Regions from separate parts of the Homo sapiens genome. Here region 1 is linked to region 2. The links are chromatin loops, found by intact Hi-C in ENCODE. Cell type or tissue: dorsolateral prefrontal cortex. All regions are shown on one strand. Each heading gives the region's core, and the rest is flanking DNA. Links, peaks and the distances in the headings are about the cores only.

Region 1 (11,755 bases), core at 1,796-9,795, 52 kb after region 2:
CAACTAGAGGACCACATACCAAAAAAAGTGACAACATATTACCTCGCTCATTCAAATATTAATTAAAATGGATCATGGACCTAAAGGTAAAAAGATAAACTATATGACATCTACAAGGAATAATGTGAAAACACTTGAGCATTTTTAGAAACTGTAATAAAGGTACAATATTAATGCTAACTGATAAAATTTTTACAGGAACTTAGGCAGTTATAAAACCACTTTAAATGTATAGTAAAGTAGAACAAACAAGTAAATATAGATAACAGGACTCAGTTTTCTTACTATTAGAGAAAGAAGTTTTGTTGTTGTTGTTGTTGTTTTGAGACTAAGTCTTGCTCTGTCACCCAGGCTGGAGTGCAATGGTGCGATCTCTGCTCACTGCAACCTCCGCCTCCTGGGTACAAGCGATTCTCCTGCCTCAGCCTCTCAAGTAGCTGGGATTACAGGTGCGCACCACTATGCCTGGCTAATTTTTTGTATTTTTAGTAGAGACGAGGTTTCACCACGTTGGCCAGGCTGGTCTCGATCTCCTGACCTCATGATCTGCCCACCTCGGCCTCCCAAAGCGCTGGGATTACAGGTGTGAGCCACAGCACCCAGACTGTTTTGTTTTTTTTTTTTTTTTGGAGACAGAGTCTTGCTCAGTTGCCCAGGCTGGAGTGCAGTGGTGCAATCTTGGCTCACTGCAACTTCCACCTCCTGTGTTCAAGTGATTTTCTTGCGTCGTGGCGCATGCCTGTAATCCCAGCTACTCGGGACACTGAAGCAGGAGAATCGCTTGAACCCAGGAGGCAGAGGTTGCAGTGAGCCGAGATTGCACCACTGCACTCCAGCCTGGGCGACGGAGCAAGATTCTGTCTCAAAAAAAAAAAAAAAACAAAAAAAATTAGCTGGGTGTGGTGATGGGCACCTGTAATCCCAGCTACTTGGGAGGCTGAGGCAGAAGAGTCACTTGAACCCGGGAGGCAGAGGTTGCAGTGAGCCGAGATCATGCCACTGCACTCCAGCCTGGGCAACAGAGCAAGACTCGGTCTCAAAAAATAAATATATAAATAAAATAAGCAAGTATGAGAGCTAATCTCAAATAAGAGTCAGATATCACTGTACATTCATGTTTACTTTAATGGACACATAGCTACATACATGTGTATGTAAAAATAATTAAATAGATCCAAACATTACTATGCATACATATATTTTCTAGCTTTCTGTTTAGGAGGTACAGAATCAGTGCTACCTCAGTAACTAAAAGGGCACTCAGTGCTCAGACCATGGTTTCTAAATGTATTTTTCAATAAAAAGTACCCGGGCTCCTTATTAAAATGGCTAAAAGTAAGGCTGGTGCAGGGAGAATACAAGATAAGCCTATACTACCTTGTACCAGAAAGTAAGCAATAGCTCCAAAAAAAAGATGTGGGATTATGTATAATTAACAAATTAATAATTATTCACGAATCCAGAATGATAGAAACAGATGACCAAATAAATAAGGGAGAGAAAAAAAATCTTCCTTAGAGAAAATTTCCCAAAAATAAATACATATATACAGGTAGATACCCCTCCAGATATGGAGGTTAATTCTGCTTCCCTTAAATGTGGACTAAATTTAGTAACTCACTTCCAAAGCATAGAGGATGGAAACAGAAAAACAGTAACTTTACAGTGGAGAAACCGGGCAACCTGAACTAAGTGATTAAGAGTAACATCCTCAGTAATAAGTAATGCTAAAATCGTGTATATATATATATATATATGTATGTATACATATATGTGTGTATATATGTATACATGTGTATATGCATACATATAGGTATACGTGCGTATATGCACACATATATGTATACGTGCGTATATGCACGCATATATGTATACGTGCGTATATGCACGCATATATGTATACGTGCGTATATGCACGCATATATGTATACGCGTGTATATGCATGCATTTATGTCTACGTGTGTATATGCATGCATTTATGTCTACGTGTGTGTATACATGTCTACGTGTGTATGTGTATACATGTCTACGTGTGTATACATGTCTACGTGTGTATGTGTATACATGTCTACGTGTGTATATGTATACATGTCTACGTGTGTATATGTATATATGTATATATGTGCGTATATGTATACATGTATGTATATGTGTGTATATGTGTGTGTGTATGTATACATATATATCCTGATATGAAGCTATGAGAATGGTATATCTGTGTGGTATTCTTCCCCAAAATTCATATCATTTAATCATGAGACTATATCAGACAAATCCAAATTGAGAAATATTCTACCAAATACCTAACCAGTACACTTTTTAAATCTGTCAAGGTCATGAGAAACAGGGAAAGACTAAGAAACCATGGGGACTATGATACTTTGGATTGCATTATGAAAAAACCATTCCAAACCAAATCATTTTTTTAAATTAGAGATATAAATCCAACAATATGAAGAAAATCACAGTAAATATAATGGGGCTTCACAGTAAGTGAAAGACAGTACCAGACTAGACTAGAAAACATCATCTGGTTCTGGTAGGTAGAGAGCTAGAGAGAGCATCACTTTCACCCTTACAAATAAAGAGGGTAGGAGAATAGGAAAGAAGTTCACAACTTTCCTTGAATCCCCCAGAGACAGGAGTCTTACTGGGGCCAACCAAAATCTAAGTTGTGGTGCCCCAAAGGAATGATGAGACACACCCCCGGCTTACCTGTGAAAGTAGATGCAACCAGACATCAGTAAGAGATCAACTAAAATGGTTGGTCAATTGGCAAAGGGTAAGTGTTAACTGGCAAGTAAGTATGAAGCCCAGGGTGGGGCAGCACAGAATTGAGAGGTCTGCAGACTATTCAGGTATTTTCTCCACTAACCCATTCAAGAGATCACACAAAAGATTGATGACAGTCTTGAGAAACTACCCTCAAGGTACACACCTGGGAGAGGGGAACAAAATCTGTTTTGGGAAGGTCAAAGAAATCTGTTCAGATCCTACTCCATCTACAAAACAAAGTCCTTACTCAGTGGGAGGAAGGGCAACAAACACTGTGGCCATTAGGATAGTTGTAAAAACTGTGACCCTGGGAGAATGAAATAGAGAGAAAAAAAAAATTAGCTATGAAGAAAGAGCAGAAATACACAATGGGTCCAAAATTACAGCAGGAGGAAGAGGCAGGAGTACTGAGTATAACACAACCACGAGACCCCAGGACACTGGTGCCTAAAACTAAGCCTTAATTAATAAAACAACAGATAGGGCACACTCCTGCCAACCAGTGACCAGGCTAAAAATGTCATATAGCAACACCAAGAGGACCACTACTGAGAAAGAAACAATAATGTGGAAACATTCTCTGAGACATAGCACAAAGGGAAGACTTAACCTTAGGGTGACATTTAGGAAAACCAGAGGCCATCTTCCCCTGCCAAACACCTTGCTTGCGTCACAGGGAAAACTGAGACAGTTTCCTTGCCCTCAGCTCCAGAGCAGCAATGCAGAGGTTTTGCCCGAGGGGAAAGGCAGGCTGCAATAACAGAGTTCTGAAGGTATCCCCAAAATAAATGACTTAATTTGGAACACAATGGGGAGAAAAAAAAGCCTAAGGATGTTCCCAATAACAATAGAGATTTGGGTGGTAAGCTATTAAGAGAAGATTAGTAACTACTTGAGAGCAACAAGCTATAGAAACACCAGCTAGAAGACAGCCAGAGACCCAGAGAAAAAGACAAATAAGAGCCTACCTGGGATCTGAGCCAACCTCAAAGGTTGGTCTCAAATACTATCTCTATAAAAGGGCCCAAATTTGGATCACATAGTTAGGCAATTTATGCCCCTGGACATGGTCAAAACCAATAGAGTAATCAGTCTGAAATTAGTGCAAACTAATGATTAGGTGAGATAACAGAGGCTGACAGATTAACAGAGAAATTAGAAAAAGACACTGAAAGACAGCCCTGCTAAAACCAATCATTCCATAGTGACTATGCTTATTCCCAAAGCTGTCCCACTAAAGAGGGACACCAAAGGATGTACACTGTAGGTTAAAAAACACATCACAGCCAGGCGCGGTGGCTCACACCTGTAATCCTAGCACTTTGGGAGACTGAGGCGGGTGGATCACCTGAGGTCAAGAGTTCGAGTCCAACCTGGCCAACACGGTGAAACCTCCTCTCTACTAAAAATACAGAAATTAGCCAGGCATGGTGGCGGGCACCTCTAATCCCAGCTACTCTGGAGGATGAGGCAGGAGAATCGCTTGAACCCAGGAGGCGGAGGTTGCTGTGAGCCGAGATCGTGCCATTGCACTCCAGCCTGGGCAACAGAGCAAAAACTCCGTCTCAAAAAAAAAAAAAAAAAAAACCAAAAAACAACAACAACAAAAAAAACACTATAAGTTCTGGCAAATAACTAAACAAAGAAGTAAACAATACCAATGAGCCCCACAGTAGAGGAGGGGGTAGCAGTATCCAGAAATCACTGCAATATATTATCTAAAATTTGTAGGTTTCAGCAAAAAGTATGAGGTATTTTTTAAAAAAAGTGAGATTCATATAAGAAACCAAAAAGCAAGTAACAGAAAAATGCCTTGAGAAGGTGATATAGAGTTTACATTTGAGGCCCAAGACTGTTATACTTAAAAAGGCCTGCCTTCAAGGATGGCCCTTAGCTGGCATCTGAGAACCTGGATTTCAAGAGAGTTGCCACTATTCCCTGATAAGAATGGCTCACTGTGGCTAAACTGTATAAACAATGGGGTTTGTGCTGAACACCTGCTTTCCTTCCGCAAGCCTGGAATTTTGCTATGTGCTAGGCAAAGGGTGCCTGCATGACCAGCCCCCAATAAAAGCTATGGTCACTGAGCCTCTAATGAGCTTCCCTAGTAGACAACACTTCATATGTGTTCTCAGAATGCATTCCTGGAGAAATGAGGTATGTCCTGTGTGACCATACTTGGAAGAGAACACTTGGAGGCTTGCACCTGGCTCTAACAAACTTTAGCCCCAGACATCTTTTCCCTTCGCTGATTTTGCTTTGTATCCTTTCACAGGAATAACTCATATCCATGAGTACAATTATACGCCAGTCCTGTGGGTCCTTGCAAATCACTGAAACTACCCTTGTGCTGGGGCTCGCCAACGCAAAAGCACAGATCTCAAACACAGCAGACAAAGACATCAAGGAAGCTAATACAAACATGTTCAGAGAACTAAAGAAAACCACACTTAAAGAAGTAATGTGCCAGGCGCAATGGCTCACGCCTGTAATCTCAGCACTTTGGGAGGCCGAGGTGGGTGGAACACCTGAGGTCAGGAGTTCAAGACCAGCCTGGCCAACATGGTGAAACCCTGACTCTACTAAAAATACACACAAAAAAGAAAAAATATTAGCCAGGCCTAGTGGCAGGTGCCTGTAATTCCAGCTACTCAAGAGGCTGAGACAGGAGAATCGCTTGAACTGGGGAGGTGGAGGTTGTGGTGAGCCGAGATCGCACCACTGCACTCCAGCCTGGATGACAGAGCAAGGCTCCATCTCAATCAAACAAAAAAAACCCCAAGACCCTAGCAGGCAGAGACACAAGCAGCTGGACGTTGAAAGGAACACAGCAGCAGCAGAAGACACAAGCGGCTGGACGTCAAGAGGACGTCAAGGGGAGGATGCCAGTGGAAGAGCACACCAACAGATGCTGGCAGGCCATCAAATGACCGGTTGAATGACGTGGAGTTTGGCCTGGGCAGTCGGAGGAGAGCCTGGGCAACCAAGCAGCCTAACGCCAGGGGAAAACCCTATCTCTTCTGGCAACCCTATCTGTTGGAGCTACTTCCACTCAATAAAACCTTGCACTCAAGCCCACGTGTGATCCAATTCTTCCAGTACAACAAGGCAAGAACCCCAGGATACAGAAAGTTCTCTGTCCTTGCCATAAGGCAGGGGGTTTAATTGTGCTGACTAACACAAGCTACCTATGGACGGCTAAACTAAAAGAGCACCCTGTAACAAATGCCCACTGGGGCTTCAGCTGTAAACATTCACTCCTAGAGGGCCGGGTGCAGTGGCTCCTGCCTGTAATCCCAGCACTTTGGGAGGCTGGGGCAGGTGGATCACGAGGTCAGGAGTTCAAGGCCAGCCTGACCAACATGGTGAAATCCTGTCTCTACTAAAAATACAAAAATTAGCCAGGCATGGTGGCACACGCCTGTAATCCCAGCTATTTGGGAGGCTGAGCAGGAGAATCGCCTGAACCTGGGAGGCGGGGGTTGCAATGATCCGAGATCGCACCACTACACTCCAGCCTGGGCAACAGAGTGAGTCTCCATCTCAAAAAACAAAAACAAAATTCAACCCTAGACACTGCCGTGGGGTCAGAGCCCCGCAGCCTGCCTGACTGCATGCTCCACCTAGAGTTTTGAGCCAGCAGGCACTGAAGAAGCAATCCACACCCTCATCGCGTGCCCTGCGAGGGGAACAAGGGAACTTTTCCTGTCTCACTTCCAGCAGGGGAAGAACATACAACCATTTTGAAATACATAACAGCATTCTGTTCATATCAAGGCCTCCACTCAAGACAAACTACTTAATTAGAGCCTAACTGACCTGGAGAAAGGGAAATACCCATTACCTGCCCCTCTAGCCTTTCTCTTGGGGTAAAGGAACTACCCAACTCAGCCCCCTCTAGCCATCATATCCCATATAAGTGGAGGATAGAGAAGACTGAGAAGCAGTTGCAAAGTTCGCAGCCCAGGAGCACAGGCTAAGAATTAATCGTAGGTATACAGAACATTTCCACTTACCATACATCTTACCACCACATCACTAAAGGCCTGTGTACCGAAGTTCCTTTTACTCAATACATCATGTCTGGCTTTCAAAAAAAAAAAAAAAATTACAAGGCATTTTAAAAAGTAAAAAACATTGCTTGAAGAGAAATAGCAAGCATCAGTACCAGACAGATATGTCATGGGTGTTGAAATTATCACACTGGAAATTTAAAATAACTCCGATTTGATTAACATACTAAGGGCTCTAAGGAAAAAAGTAGACAATATGCAAAAATACATGTGTAATGTAAGCAGAGATGCAGAAAGAATCAAAAACAAATGCTAAAGATCTAAAACACTACAACAGCAATGAAGAATGACTTTGATAGACTCTGTACACTGGACACAGCTGAGGAAAAGAATCTCTGAACTTGAGGATATGTCAATAAAAACTCTCAAAACTAAAAATCAAAGAGAAATGACTAAAAAAAAAAAAAGAACAACAACAACAACCGGCCAGGCGCGGTGGCTCACGCCTGTAATCCCACCACTTTGGGAGGTTGTGGCAGGTGGATCACGAGGTCAGGAGTTCAAGACCAGCCTGGCCAAGATGGTAAAACCTCGTCTCTACTAAAAATACACAAATTAGCTGGGTGTGGTGGCAGGCGCCTGTAATCCCAGCTACTCAGGAGGCTGAGGCAGAGAATCGCTTGAACCTGGGAGGCAGAGGTTGCAGTGAACTGAGATCGTGCCACTGTACTCCAGCCTGGGCAACAGAGTGAGACCCCATCTCAAAAAAAAAAAAAAAAAGAACAGAATATTGAAGAACCGTGCAACCATAAAAGGTGTAACATGCATGTAACTGGAATAACAGAGGAGAAAAAATGGAAAAGTAGTATTTGAAGCAATAATGATGGAGAATTTTCCCCAAATTAATGTCAGACACCAAACTACAAATTCAGGAAGCTAAGAGAACACCAAACAATATAAATGCCAAAACAAACAAACAAAACTACACCTAGGCATATCCTACTCAGCCTGCAGAAAATCAAAGATACAGGAAAAAATCTTCAAAGAAACCGCCCAGTGGAGAAAAAAACACCTTACCATAGAGGAGTAAAGATAATTATATCTGACATCTCAGAAAACATGCAAGCAAGAAGACTGAAATACTTAAGAGTTTTTAGAGAGAGAGGAAAAAAAAAAACCTAGAATTCTGTACCTGCAAAATCATCCTTCAAAACTAAAGGAGAAATACTCTTTCTCAGACAAAAACAAATTGAAGGAATTTGTTGTAAGTAGATCTAGCTTGTCAGAAACGTTTTTCAAAAAAAGTTCTTCAGGGAAAAGGAAAACTATACAGCTCAGAAACTCAGATCTACATAAAGAAAGGAAGAAGAATTTCTTCTTGATCAGAAAAGGAATAAGTAAAGCTATTATAAAAACTTTTATTATTTTATTCTTAATTAATCAGTTAAGTTTGTTCAAAGTAAGAATACTAACAATATATTCAATGATTATAGTTTATGTACATATGAAATGAATGATAGCAAAGACACAAGGGAGAAAAAAGAGGAATTAGAACTATTTTGTTATTAAAAAGTACTTGCACTATCAATGAAGTAATGCAGTGTTACTTCAAAATGGACTTGTAAATATATATTGCAAGCTCTAGGGCAACCACTAAAAAAGGTAAAATAGACCAAATAGACCAATACCTTGAAAGAAACAAGGTGCCAAAACTCACAGAGAAGGAGAAAATAATATACACTATGAACAAGTGGGGTTTATATCAGGTATACAAGACTGGTTCAACATTTGAAAATCTACTAATGCAATCCATAATATCAGCAGGCTAAAGAAGAAAAACCACATGATCATTTAAATGGATGGAGAAAAAGCATTTCACAAAACCCAACTCCCATTCATAGTAAAAACAACTCAGCAAACTTGGAATAGAGGGGAACTTCCTCAACTTTATAAAGAACTTAACAACTAACAACATACTTAAAGGTAAGAAACTGGCTGGGCGCAGTAGCTCACGCCTGTAATCCCAGCACTTTGGGACACAGAGGCAGGCGGATCACCTGAGGTCAGGAGTTCGAGACAAGTCTGGCCAACATAGTGAAACCCTGTCTCTATTAAAAATTTAAAAATGAGCTGGGTGTGGTGGCAGGCACCTGTAATCCCAGCTACTAGGGAGGCTGAGGCAAGAGAATCGCTTGAACCCGGGAGGCAGAGGTTGCAGTGAGCCAAGATCGTGCCATTGCACTCCAGCCTGGATAACAAGAGTGAGACTCCATCTCAAAAAAAAGAAAAAAAAAAAAGGTAAGAAACTGAACACCTTTCCATTAAGATCAAGAACAAGGCAAGCATGTCTCCTCTCACCGCTCCTTTCCAATATTGTACTGGAAGTCCTACCTAATGAAATAAGACAAAAAAAAAGGAAATAAAAGGTACACACACTGGGAGGGAAGAACTCACACTGTCTTTGTTCACAGATAACATGATCATCTATGTAGACATTCCAAAACAATCAACCAAAAAAAACCAAGGTTCATATTCAGTAGCAAGGCCGGGCGCGGTGGCTCATGCCTGTAATCCCAGCACTTTGGGAGGCCTAGGCGGGGGGATCACCTGAGGTCAGGAATTCGAGACCAGCCTGACCAACATGGAGAAACCCTGTCTCTACTAAAAATACAAAATTAGCCAGGCGTGGTGGCACATGCCTGTAATCCCAGCTACTAGGGAGGCTGAGGCAGGAGAATCACTTGAACCTGGGAGGCGGAGGTTGTGGGGCGCCGAGATCGCGCCATTGCACTCCAGCCTGGGCAATAAGAGTGAAACTCCGTCTCAAAATATATATACACACACACACACACACACATACAGTAGCGAATTGCTTCCCAATATACCAGCAATGAACAGGTGGAATTAAAAACAAAATAGCATATACACTAGCAGCCCCAAAAATGAAATATTTAGGTATAAATCTACCAAAATACATACAAGATCTATATGAAAAAAAAAAACTACAAAAGTCTAATGAAAGAAAAAAAAATTACACAAATGGAGAGATATTCTATGTTTGTGGATACAAAGACAATACTGTCAAGATGTCACTTCTTCCCAACTTCATCTACAGATTTCATGCAATTCCAAACTCCCAGCATATTTGTGGATATCAGCAAACTGATTGTGAATTTTATATGGAGAGCCAAAAGACTCAAAATATCCATCACAATATTGAAGGGGAAATAATAAAGTCACTGCGCCAGGCACAGTGGCTCACGCCTGTAATCCCAGCACTTTGGGAGGCCAAGACGGGCAGATCACTTGAGGTCAGGAGTTCGAGGCCAGCCCGGCCAACATGGTAAAAGCCCGTCTCTACTAAAAATACAAAAATTAGTTGGGTGTGGTGGTGTGTGCCTGTAATCCCAGCTACTTGGGAGGCTGAGGCAGGAGAATCGCCTGAATCCAGGAGGCAGAAGTTGCGGTGAGCCAGGATTGTGCCACTGCACTTCAGCCTGGGCAACAGAGCGAGACTCAGTCTCAAAAAAAAAAAAAAAAAAAGAATAGTCACTGCTTGACTTCAAGACTTAATAAAAAGCTATGGTAATCCAGACAGTGTGAAATTGGTGAAGGAATGGATAAATGGATCAATGGAACAGAATAAAGAGCCCAGATAGAGACATAAATATAGTCAACTAATCGTTGAGAAAGAAGCAAAGGCAATACAATGGAGCAACAAATAGTGTTGGAATAGCTGAATATCCAAATGCCAAAAAATGAATCTAATACAAACTTTACACCCTTCACAAATATTAATTCAAAATGGATGCCAGACCTAAATGTAAAATGCAAAACTGTAAATAGAACTCCAACATTTGAGAAAATCTAGACATCACTGGGTATGGCAATTACTTTCTAGATACAATACCAAAAGCATAATCCATAAAAGAAATCATTGACAAGCTAAATGTTATTAAAATTAAAAAAAAATTACTCCACAAAAGACACCATTAAAATATGAAACGATAAGTCAAAAAAAATCTGCAAAACACATAACTGATAAAGGACTGTTACCTAAAACATACAGACAGCACTTAAAACTCAATAAATAGCCCAATTTTTAAAATGGACAAAAGATGTCAACAGAAATCTCGCCAGAGAACATATACAGATGGTAAATAAGAACATGAAAACATGCTCAACTTTGTATGTCATTAGGGAGTTGCAAATTAAACAGTCCCATTGCACACCTATTAGAATGGTGAAAATCCAAAACACTGGTAACACCAAATGCTGTTGAGATTGTGGAGCAACAGGAACTCTCATTCATGGCTGGTGGGAATGCATCAACAGTACAGCAATTTTGGAAGACAGTTTCGTGGTTTCTCACAAAACTAAATATACTCTTACCATATGAACCGGCAGTCATACTCCTTGGTTTTTTGTTTTGTGTTTTTTTTCTTTTTGAGATGGAGTCTCACCCTGTCACCCAGGCTGGAGTGCAGTGGCGTGATCTCGGCTCACTGCAACCTCCACCTCCCGGGTTCAAGCAATTCTCCTGCCTCAGCCTCCCGAGTAGCTGGGATTATAGGTGCCTGCCACCACGCCTGGCTAATTGTTTGTATTTTTAGTAGAGCCAGGGTTTCACCATGTTGGCCAGGCTGGTCTCAAACTCCTGACCTCAGGTGATTCACCTGCCTCAGCCTCCCAAAGTGCTGGGATTACAGGCGTGAGCCACCATGCCCAGCCATGCATGATTTTTAACATCCTAAATGGATCATTTACAAAATACTGTTTCACTGAGCAATGCAGATGTTTCAAATGTTGACATATTTCATTAAGCAATATTTAAAAACCACTTTCTTTAAAATCTGATGTTAACAGAAAAGTCTTTAAGTACTGGGAAGCTATCAAGTTCACAGAAGTAGATACAAGTATACAGAAATTCTAAATTTTGTTTGAAAGCTAATTTAAAATAGGCAAC
Region 2 (11,755 bases), core at 2,405-10,404:
CATGCTGTTATGGTTACTGTAATCTTGTAGAATACTTTCAAATTCAGGTAATGTTATGCTTCCAAGTTTGTTTTTTGTCTAGAATTGCCTTGGCTATTAGGACTTTTTCACTCCATATGAATTTTTAAAGGTTGTATTAATTCTGCAAAGAATGTCATTGGTAGTTTGAATAGCAATTAATGTATAAATTGCTTTGGGGATTATGGCCATTTTAACAATGTCATTTCTTCCTATTTGTGTCATCTATGATTTCCTTCAGTAGTGTTTTGTAATTCTCCTTATAGTGATCTTTCACCTTCCTGGTTAAATGTGTTCCTGGGTGATTTATGCTTTTTGTGGCTATTGTGAATGGGTTTGCCTTCCTGATTCAATTCTGAGCTTTGATGTTGGTGCTGTATAGAAATGCTAAGTTACAGACTGACTTTTTATACTGAAACTTTGTTGAAGTTTTGTATCTAATCTAGGAGCTTTGGGGCTTTGAGGTTTTCTATGTATAAAATCATGTTGTCTGCAGAGATAGTTTTACTTCTTTTCCTATTTGGATGCCTTTTCTATTAACTGATTGCTCTAGCTAGAACTTCCAGTAGTATGTTGAATAGGTGTGGTGACACTGAGCATCCTTGACTTGCTCTGGTCATAAAAGGAATGCTTCCAACTTTTGCCAGTTGATTATGAGGTTGGCTGTGAGTTTGTAACAGATGGGTCATTATTTTGAGATATGTTTCTTCAATGCCTAATTTGTTGAGGGTTCATAACATGAAGTAATGTTAAATAAATAGTTTCTGCATCTATAGAGATGAACATGGTTTTAGCTCTGCTTATGTGATAAATCACATTTTTTTCGTAAGTTCTGTATGTTGTACCAACCTTGCATCACACAAATATAGCCTCCTTAATCATGGGGAATTTGCTTTCTGATATGCAAGTGGATTAGGTTTGCTGGTATTTTCTTGAGAATTTTTCCTTTTAAGTTCATCAAGGATATTTGTCTCAAGTTTGTGTTGTGTCTCTGCCAAGTTTTGGTATCAGGATCATGCTGGCTTCATAAAATGATTAAGGGAGGAGTCCTTCCTCCTTGATATTTTGGAATAGCTTAACTAGGAATTTCACCAGCTCTTTCTTACATATCTGGTTGTATTCAGCCATAAATCCATCAGGTCCAGGTAGGGTTGGTAGGGTTTTTATTACTGATTCAATTTCAAAACTGGTTAGTTATTTCTTGTCTGCTGCTAGCTTTGGAATTAGTGTACTCGTTTTCTAATTCCTCTGTTTGTTATATTAGCTTGTTAAATTGAGATATTGAACTTGTCCATTTCTGCTTTAACTTCATTATTTATGCCAACATAATTAAGGATCAAGTTGCTTAATTTCCATGTAATTGTATAGTGTTGAGTAATCTTCGTGTTGATTTCTATTTTTATTGTGCTCTGGTCCAAAGATCTGTTTAGTATGATTTTGCTGTTATTTGAATTTGGTGAGGATTGTTTTATGGCCCACTGTGTAGTCAACTATAGAGTATGTGCCATGTGCAGATGAGAAGAATGTGTACTTGGTGGTTTTGGGTGGACATTAATATGGATGTCTGATAGGTCCATTTGGTCAAGTGTCAAGTACAGGACTAAAATATCTCTTAGCTTTCAGCCTCAGTGATCTAATAGTGTCAATGGGGTAGTGAAGTTTCCCACTCTTATTGTCTGCTTATCTAAGTCTCTTCATAGGTCTGTAGGAACTTCTTTTATGAACGCGCATGATCCTGTGTTCAGTGCATATATAGTTAGCTCTTGTTGAGTTGAACTCTTCATGATTATATCTTTCTCTGTCCTTATTGACAATTGCTGTTTTAAAGTCTATTTTCTATGAAGTTAGAATAGCAATCTGTCCCTCCTCCTTTTTTCTGTTTGCTTGGTAGAATTTTCTCCATCCCTTTACCTTGAGTCAATGGGTGCCATTACTTCTGAAATGGGTTTCAGGAAGACAGCATACAGTTCGGTCTTTTTTATCCAACTTGCCTCTTTTTATCATTTATTAGGACAGTAGTCTATTTAATTTCAAACGTAACACTGATATGTTTATATTTGATTCTGTATTACTATTAGCTGGTTGCTGGTTAATTGTGCATTTGGTTTATAGTGTCAGTGGTCTGTGTACTTAAATGTGTTTTTTTGGTGGCCAATAATGGTCATTCCTTTTCATATTGAGCACTCAGTTAAGGACCTCTGGTAAGGCAGGTCTGGTGGTAATGAAATGCCTTGGCACTTCCTTGCCTGTAAAGGATCTTATTTCTCCTTCACCTATAAAGCTTAATTTGGCTGAATATGAAATTACTGGTTGGAATCACTTCATATTAAAAACGCCGAATATAGGTATCCATATCTTCTGGCTTCTAGGGATTCTGCTGAAAGGTATGCCGTTAGCCTGATGGGCTTCCCTTTGTAGTTTACCCGGCCCTTCTCTATAGTTGTTTTGGACATTTTCTTTCATTTCAATCTGATAACTGTCTGGGGGACAGTATTTTGCAGTGTTCTCAGAATTTCCTGAATTTGAATTTTGGCCTCTCTAGCAAGGTTGCAGAAAAACTGATGGACAATAAACTAAAAAGTTGCTTGCTTTCTTTGCCTCTTTCAGGAATGTCAGTGACTCATAGATTTGAATGCCATATTTCATAGAGATTTTGTTTAGTTTTTAAATTTTTTAAAATATTTGTCTGACAGCTAATTCAACTAAATAGTCTTAGAGCTGAGATTCTCCTTAGCTTCATCTATGCTGTTAATACTCCCAATTACATTATGTAATTATGTAGTGTGCTTTTCAGCTCTACCAGATTTTAAAATGGCCATTTCAGTTTTCAACATCTGTATTGTTTTATTGTGTTCCTTAAATTCCTTAGATTAGGTTTCAACTTTCTCCTGAATCTCAATGATCTTCATTCATACCCATATTCTTTACCCTGTGTCATTTAACCCATCTCAGCCTGGTTAAGAACCTCTCCCAGAAAGCTAGTGTGGCCCTTTGGAAGTTAGAAGACACTATGGCTTTTCAAACTGCCAGAGTTCTTGCAATACTTCTTTCTCATGTATGTGGACTAATATTCTTTCCATCTTTGAAGATGCTGTGCTTTGTATGATGTTTTTCTTTAATCTTCTTCAATGCCCTTGGGTTTTGATTGAGGTGTAAAGTGGGTTCAGTTGACTGGCTTCATTTCTGGAAGATTTTAGGGGGCCAAGGCTCACCTCAGGATTCCTGGGCTGCATGCTCTAACTCTGGGGAAGCAGGGTCAAGAAAGGACGCTGTGTTCTCTGGTCCCTCAAGGTTAGAAACATGCCGAACTGGAGGGGCGGATGTGTTCCTGTTACGCTGCCCACAGTTTTCAAATAGGGGGTGGTAGCCATACTATTTCATTGGGTTGGTGGCAGTGGGATCCAGGCTCACTTGCTCGTGCCAGTAGCCTCAACAGCATGGAAGAGTGTACATGTGTCAGATGGGGAGGGACACTGGAAGAGTAGGGTTTAACATCGTCCATGCTAGAACTCATGCCACTGGCTGCAAATATGAGGCCCTAGAGGAGGCTAGTTGCTGCCACCCATGTGCACATTTGCACTTGGGGCAGAATGGTAGGTGTGGAGTTGCTGGTGCCCATTCGCACCAGTAACAACAAACAAGGGGCGAGGTTACCGTTGTTCATGCACACGATTGCACGAGTGATGGCCCAGCAGGAGCGGGATTACAAACACCTATAAATACATTTGTGCTGGCAGCACTCACTCAACCTGTGGAGCCTGGGCTGTTGGAGCTCTCTGATAGGCCAAGTTTAGTTTCAATACATGGATTTCTGGTTTGTAGATGTTACATTGGTGTATGTATATGTATGCAAGTCACATTCGGTTTTGGTTAGTGTTACGTTGTCATATAATTTTAAGTCAGGTAATGTGATGACTCCAGCTTTGTTCTTTTGGCTCAGGATTACTGTGTCTATTCTTCGTCTTGTTCCTATTTCTGTGAAAAAATAACACTGGCATTTTGAAACTATAGATTGCTATATGTAGTATGGGTTTTTAACAATATAACTTCTCCCGCTAAATGAACATGCAGTATCTTTTCATTTACTAGTGTCCTCTTCAATTTCTATCAATGACTCATAGTTTTCCTTGTAGATACATTTTACTTGATTGGTTAAGTTTCTTCCTATATATTTTATTTGTATCTGTTGGGATATTTATAATTCTCCCTTTCTAATATGAATGCCCTTATTTGTTTCTCTTTTATACTTGCTCTGACTAGAACTCCCAGTAACATGGTGAACTAAAGTGCTGAACATGGGCATTTTTAATGTCTTCCAAATCTAGCAGTATGCTTGTCAGTTTTCCTTGCTCACAAGGACAGTGTAAGTTCAACTGCCAGTCTGTTGAGATATCTTAACTCTATACCCAATTTTGAGATAATTTTTAATAAAATATTTAATTTATAAAATACTTTTTGGACATCCATTACAACATTATGGTTGTTGACTTTGTTATACGACATAAAACTAATTGATTTGCATAGCTTGAACAATCCATGCATTCCTAAGATTAATCCACCTTGATAAGTATGAATTATATTTTTAGTGTGTTGTTGAATACAGTTTACTAGCATTTTCTTCTGGATTGTTCCATCTGTGTGAATCAGACATATTTGTCTTCTGGGGTTTATTGTTGTTTGGGGGTTTTTAGACCTTTTCCTTTAGTTATCGGGGAAACACTGGCCTTGTAGAATGAAACTGAAAGTGTTTGCTCCTTTTCCATTCTTTCAAATTTTGCTTAGTTGGTCCTCTCGTCCATTCTTCTTTCCTCCCTGTATTCCATTAACTAATTTTTTTCTGATAGTATATTTTAATTCCTTGCTTTTATTTTCTGAGGTTTTTGCATGGTTGTTGTCATGCGGCTTGCAAAAACCATCATATAACCAATAATTTTAAATTAATGACAAGGTATCTGTAGTCACAAGGAATGACAAGCAAAGAGAAAACCAAAGAACTCCACACTTAATCTCCACCCTACATGCTATGATCTTATCTTTGTTATGTTTATCTATCTCTAATATTTTTGTAGTTATAATTTTAATAGAATTACCTTTTAGTCTTCTTCCTGCTAAAAATATGTTTACATACCACAATCACAGTATTATTCTATATTTATGTACCTCCTTTTTCTATGAGTTGTAAACATTCGGATGTTTTCTTTTTGCTCATTAATGTCCTTTCAGACTGAATTACTCTTTCTAGCATTTAAGACAAGTCTGATGTTGACAAAAATTCCTCAGCTGTTGTGTGTCTGGTAAAGTATTTATTTTTCAAGTTTGAAGAATATTTTGCTGAATTTGATATTCTGATTTGGCAGGTTATTTCCTTCAGCACTAAATATGTCATCATACTCCCTCCTAGCCTGTAAACTCTTCACTACCGGATGTATCAGAGCTCATTTATACATTATTTGCTTGTTTTCTTGCAGCTTTTAGGACCATTTAAATTTTTCTCTACCTCTGAACATTTGATTGTTACATTCCTTGGCAAAGCCTTATTTTGGTTGAATCTGCTTGTTTTTGTTTTTTACTGTCTTCTACCTGGGTAATCACATCTGGATATACACATACATAGCTCACTGCAACCTCTGCCTCCCTGGTTCAAGCAATTTTCGTGCCTCAGCCTCCCAAGTAGCTGGGACTACAGGCGTGAGCCACCACGCCCAGCTAACTTTTGTATTTTTAGTAGAGACGTGGGTTTCACCATGTTGGGCAGGCTCGTCTCGAACTCCCGACCTCAGGTGATCCACCCACCTCGGCCTCCCAAAGCGCTGGGATTACAGGCGTGAGCCACCATGCCCGGCCTACTTCTCTAAACTTTCAACTCCAAACTCTCCCTCTTTAAGAATGGTAACTCTGAGGTTTGTGCTTTCAAGATTATTTTCTTCACCTTGTACGCATGCTTCATACTTTTTTGTTCTTTTTGCTTCTTTCTGCACTCACTGTGCATTTTCATATAGCCTGTCTTTAATAATACTGATTCTTGTTCTGCTGGATCAGTGCTGCTGTTGAGACCTTCTGGTGCATTTGTCCATTCAGTCATTATTTCTCAGTTCCAGTATTTCAGTTTGGTTATCTATTGTTTCAGTATTTGTTACATTTAATAAATTACTGAATTGCTTTCCTGCATTATCATGGTGTTTGCTATTTTCCCAAAACGTTTCTCCTGAATTCTTACCCTGACATCACACACATCACCATCTCATTAGGGTCGGTCAGTGGCTACTTCCTTTGTATATTTTAGATCATAGTTCCTAGCTATTTTGAGTTTCCTGTATGAGAGGCAACATAACTACATCGCTCCAAAACTAGATCCCATAGTCCTTTTGGAGATGTCATGTCTCCTGGATGGTCTTATGCTTGTGGAAGTTCTCCAGTGTCCAGGCATTTAAGAGTTAGGTATTTATTCCAATCTTTGTAGTCTGCTACTTCGTAGCTGCCCTTCTTCACAGGGCGTCCCAAAAATTAAATGTGATTGTGTTGTTTTATCTAAGAATGTGGTCACTGCAACCATTTCATCACTAGAGGGCGCCCTAGGACCAGGAACACAGCCAGGCTTAAAGCCTGGCACATACACAGCACTGGTGGACTTGGGGAATACCAGGGTAGAACTGCCTGGGTTACTAGGCAAATTATCCCACTGTCTTCTATTTCGTTCCCCCAGTTGGAATAAGCCTCTGTGTACTCAGGTGACAAGAGTTGAGGAAGGGTTACTAAAGTCCCCTACTATTACTGTATTGCAGTTTCTCTCGCTTTAGGTCGCTTACAGTTTGCTTTATATATTTTGGTGTTCTGCTGCAGGATGCATACATATTTACGATTTTTATACCCTCTTCCTGAATTGACCCTTCATAAGTATTTACTACATAATACTTTTTTGTCTCTATTCACACCTTTTCACCTAATAAATATTAAGTGAAAATTTTCTGTTATCTGATACAAATACAGCTGCTATTTATTGGTTTCCATTTGAAAACTTTTTGCATCCCTTCACTTTTAGTCAATGTGTATATGTAAGTTAATTTTTTACATGCAGCATATAGTTGGGACTGACTATTGTTATTATTTTGAGACAGAATTTCGCTCGTTGCCCAGGCTGAAGTGCAATGGCGTGATCTTGGCTCACTGCAACCTCCGCCTCCCGGGTTCAAGCTGTTCTCCTGTCTCAGCCTCCCGAGTAGCTGAGATTACATGCGCATGCCACCAAGCCCGGCTAATTTTTTTGTATTATTTTTAGTAGAGACGCGGTTTCATCATATTGGTCAGGCTAGTCTCCTGACCTCAGGTGATCCGCCCACCTAGGCCTCCCAAAGTGCTGGGATTACAGGCGTAAGCCACCACACCCAGCCGATTTTTTAAAATATCCACTGAGCCACTCTCTGTTCTTTTTAGGGGGATCCTAGATAATACCTATCAATATTATTATTGATAGGTAAGAAATCACTATTGACATTTTGATTGGTACTTTTTTGTCGTTTTCCAAATTATTTCTTTCTTCCTTCTCCCATTGTGGTTAAGTGACTTTCTTTGGTAGTATCTCATAGATAAAAGTATTTTTAAACCGATAATAATTTTCATCATAAGGAATATAAACAGCCAATCAATTTTATGCTTTAATTCAATTCCCCCACATTTTGACTTTCTCATGTCTATTTTTAAATTGGCTATATTTTATGATGCTGCTATAGTTACTTTTCATAGACTTGCATCTTACTCCTCGTATTATGGATATAAGAGGCTTACACAAAACAAGCGTATTAATTTATTCTGCATTTGCCTATGTATTTGCATTGGCCACTGAGTTTTGTAATGTCAAACTTTTTCTCTTTGGACGTTAGCATAATTTTCTTCAGGATAAAGAACTTAGCATTTCTTGAATGACGAGTCTAGTGATGAATTCTCACCATGTTTCCTTTTCTTTTTGTAAACGATGTTATCTCTCAATCTTTCAAGGAAATCTTTTGTGGGTACAGTATTGTTGGTTAACTTTTTTCCTTTAGCACTTTATGTCACTTCACTCCCTCCTGGTATGTACAATTTCTGATCAGAAGTCTGTTAACAAACAAATTGGAAGTATATAATGTTATTTGCTTTTCTCTTGCTGTTTTCAGTGTCCTTTCTCTTTGTAGTATGTTTTTGAGATGATTATATATATATATATATATATATATATACACACACACACACCTTGGGGTATTCTTAATTAAACTGAATCTATTTGGTCTTTAACGTTGTTGTACCTGAAAAGTACTTTCCTCTACATTTGGAATGTATTGTTATTTCATTGAATAAGCTTTACTGCCCTTGCTATTCCAAAACTACCACTTGAACACCAATGATTATTTAATTTGCTGTTTGGACGTTATTCTCTATATCCTGTAGCTATTCTCTAGGCCTTTTCTATTTCTTTAATCTCTACAGATTCTCCAATACCCTATCTTTAAGATCACTGTTTTTTTATGCTTGATCCATTCTGCTAATGACATCCTCTAATAATTATTTCAGTTGAAACAATTATTTCTCATTTGCAATATTTGTTTGGTGTATTATTTCAATCTCTTCAAGTTTCTAATACATTCTTGGATTCCTTTTCTGCATTATCTTGGGTTTTGCTACATTTCCTTAAAATTGCATTTATGAATTCTTGATTCTAGAGTTCAAACATTACCATCTCATTAGGGATGGCAACTGGCTCCATGCTTTCTCTGTTCAGGGTAGTCATGGTTATTGGCTTGCTGCTGTTTCTTGTAGACGTATGCCTACAGTTTCACATTGAACAATTAATTATATATTTATTCCAGTCTCAGCTGTCTAGCTTTTTTTGGTCTTCCTAGAGTATATTTTCTTAGATATTATTATTTGTAGTTCCCTGTCAAGACTACTTAATCCGTGAGTGCTGCCTGTTTTAGATTTGACTCAGCTCTCACAAACATTTGGAGCATTGCCCATCCCATATAGGGGTCCCAAAGTCAATCCTCTGGCTGTGCAGGAAGGTTGGATAGGCATTTGTGCAAAGAACTATGAACTCTGCCTACTACATTATAGTGCTGCTGAACAGCCACTCTGACTTGGCATCTATGTTGTCTGACGTAAAGAAAATTTTCAGGCTGGAGTTGTGAATCTCAACTGGCCCAATTGTCTTTCACTGCCATCATGGGATTTTCTTTCTACAAGCACACACAATACTTCCCATGTTTTAAGCTATTAACAGCTTTTCAACAAGAGAAGCCAAGATGGTGAAGAAGCTGTGTGCCAAAATCTCACATTTATCCCATGTTGAACTGGTGAATGTCGATAAAATTTTCCACACATGATGGCAGGCACATAGGAGTCTCATAAATACAGAAGAAGCCTTTTATCATCTGCTCCAAGTTTTTCACTTCTCTGTAGTCTGAGGAAATGTCTCAGCCTCGGATTTCAGTTCTGGGATATAACTTGTGATAATATTGGTGCTGGATATATTACTGAGGTTCTATGGGGGTGAGTAAAACCAGAGTGTTTTTACTCTGAGATTTTGGTGACCCATTATGTTCTTGATGTCACACCTTACATATATTTATATCACATATGGCTAAACAAATTGTTGTAATTATTAATAGTTTTGTAGATGGACATCATGGCAGGTGCCCATAATACCGTCTAATCAGAAGGCTGAGGGGGGAAAATTGCTTGAGCCCAGAAGTTTCAGACCAGCCTGAGCAACATAGCAACAGCCATCTCATTAAAAAAGTTTTGTGTATTAACCTTAACAATAAAGATATACGTTATTTGTACACCACCATTACAGTATACCAGTACTGTGAATTTGAGTTACTTACCTTTTACCAGTCAGTTTTATACATTCATGTTTTTGTGTTATGCATGAGCTGCTTCTTTCAATTTGAAGAATTCCCTATAACATTTCACTTGTTTTAATGAATAATGAGATAAAAAAGGTTAAGTCTTCAATATCTGTGGATCCGTTAATATTTTCAGTTTATTTTCCAGATATATTAAAATTCTGTATAGTTCCATCCAAATATTGGAATTTAGGAATCATCCCAGATAATTTTCCCTGTCCTTTATTTCTCTGTTCCACCCTTCCTTTGGTAAGTGTTCACATTATTTATCATTTTTCTTTCTCTTGCTTATAAGCTGTTACTCTCCTGTATTAAAACCATTCTTCTAGTTGCTTTACATATTTACATATTATGTTAAAATAAAGACTCACAAAATGCTGCAAATATAGTACCGTTTACACATACCACTCAATTTTCCCCAGTGGTGATATTTTCCATTAACATTGTACAATATCACAACCAGCACATTGTCATTGGTGAAATGTGCACATTTACATGACATTTTATCACATGTATACATTTTTGTAACCACTGCATGAATCAGAATGCAGAACTCATCCATCATTAAAAACGTATCCCTTCCACTAGTCTTATAATCACATACAACCCTAACTTCTACCATCCCTAACAGATGAATACGAACAATGTTCTCTAAACTATTTAACTTCATCACATTAAGATACATAAAAATAAGCATTATGTTACAACTTGAAATGGGTTTTTCCTTCAGAATTGAGAATCATCTAAGGCTTATTTGTATAGTAGTAGTTTATTCCTTTTAATTTTTGAGTTGTATTACACAATACGGAAATAACAGACTTATTTAACTGTTTACCTGGTGAATAACATGTGAGTTGTTTCCAGGTTCTGACTATTACAAATAAAATTTCTGTGAACAGTCAAGTGCAGGTTTGGTCTACACATAAATTTTCATTTCTATGAAATAGGCCATGACAGCAATTGCTAAGCCTAACTAACTGTATGTGTGTGTTTAGCTTTAAAAGAAATTGCCAAATTATTTTCCAATGTGGTATACAGTTTTATATTCCCATCAGCAATAAAGATTCAATTTTTTCTGCATGCTTCTCAGCCTTTGGAATCATTATGTTTTAACTATTTCAGCTACTGAAATAAATCTGCTGTAGGCCAGGTGTGGTGGCTCACACCTCTTAATTCCAGCACTTTGGGAGGCTGAGGCAGGTGGGTCACCTGAGGTCAGGAGTTTGAGACCAGCTTGGCCAACATGGAGAAACCCCGTCTCTACTAAAAATACAAAAAAAAAAAAAAAAAAAAAAATTAGCTGGGCGTGGTGGCAGGCGCCTGTAATCCCAGCTACTTGGGAGGCTGAGGCAGGAGAATCGCTGGAACCCGGGAGGTGGAGGTTGCAGTGAGCTGAGATCATGCCACTGCACTCCAGCCTCGGTGACAGAGGCAGACTCCGCCTCAAAGAAAAATAAATCTTCTGTAATATCTCATCATAGTATTAATTTCCATCATGTCCTTATTGACATTTCCCTATCCTCAGGGGAATGTTCTTTCATGACTTTTGCCCATTTTCTAATTTAAAGCTTTGGATTTTTAATACTATCTTTTGAGAATTATGTAAATATTCTAGCCATAAGTCCAATGTTGGATATGAGATTTGAAAACAAAGGGCCGGGCATGGTGGCTCACACCTATAATCCCAGTACTTTGGGAGGCAGAGGCGAGCAGATTACCTGAGGTCGGGAATTCGAGACCAGCCTGACCAACATGGAGAAACCTCATCTCTACTAGAAATAACAAAAAAATTAGGCGGGCGTACTGGCACATGCCTGTAATCCCATCTATTTGGGAGGTTGAGGCAGGAGAATCACTTG

What was found. Peaks named below come from ENCODE experiments on the same cell type or tissue, not always from the same donor. Only the 100,000 strongest peaks of a DNase experiment are listed, where the experiment ranks them.
Region 1: it touches region 2 in a loop (2.2-fold over the local background); 2 of 110 quality-filtered maps call a loop at or near these places.

Annotation. Positions count from the first base shown.
Region 1 is chrX:73,957,839-73,969,593 of GRCh38, reverse strand. All of the region lies in intron 2 of JPX (JPX transcript, XIST activator), which reads right to left. Among named protein-coding and RNA genes, the nearest start is that of JPX, 19 kb to the right of the region's middle. RefSeq lists enhancers at 2,539-3,102, 3,669-4,233. In dorsolateral prefrontal cortex, for the core only: no CTCF peak of the experiment used is centred there; a DNase peak (open chromatin) is centred at 5,676.
Region 2 is chrX:74,010,431-74,022,185 of GRCh38, reverse strand. The region is part of intron 3 of JPX (JPX transcript, XIST activator); the gene reads right to left. Among named protein-coding and RNA genes, the nearest start is that of JPX, 72 kb to the right of the region's middle. In dorsolateral prefrontal cortex, for the core only: CTCF peaks have their summits at 6,379 and 6,584 (motif pointing right); a DNase peak (open chromatin) is centred at 6,585.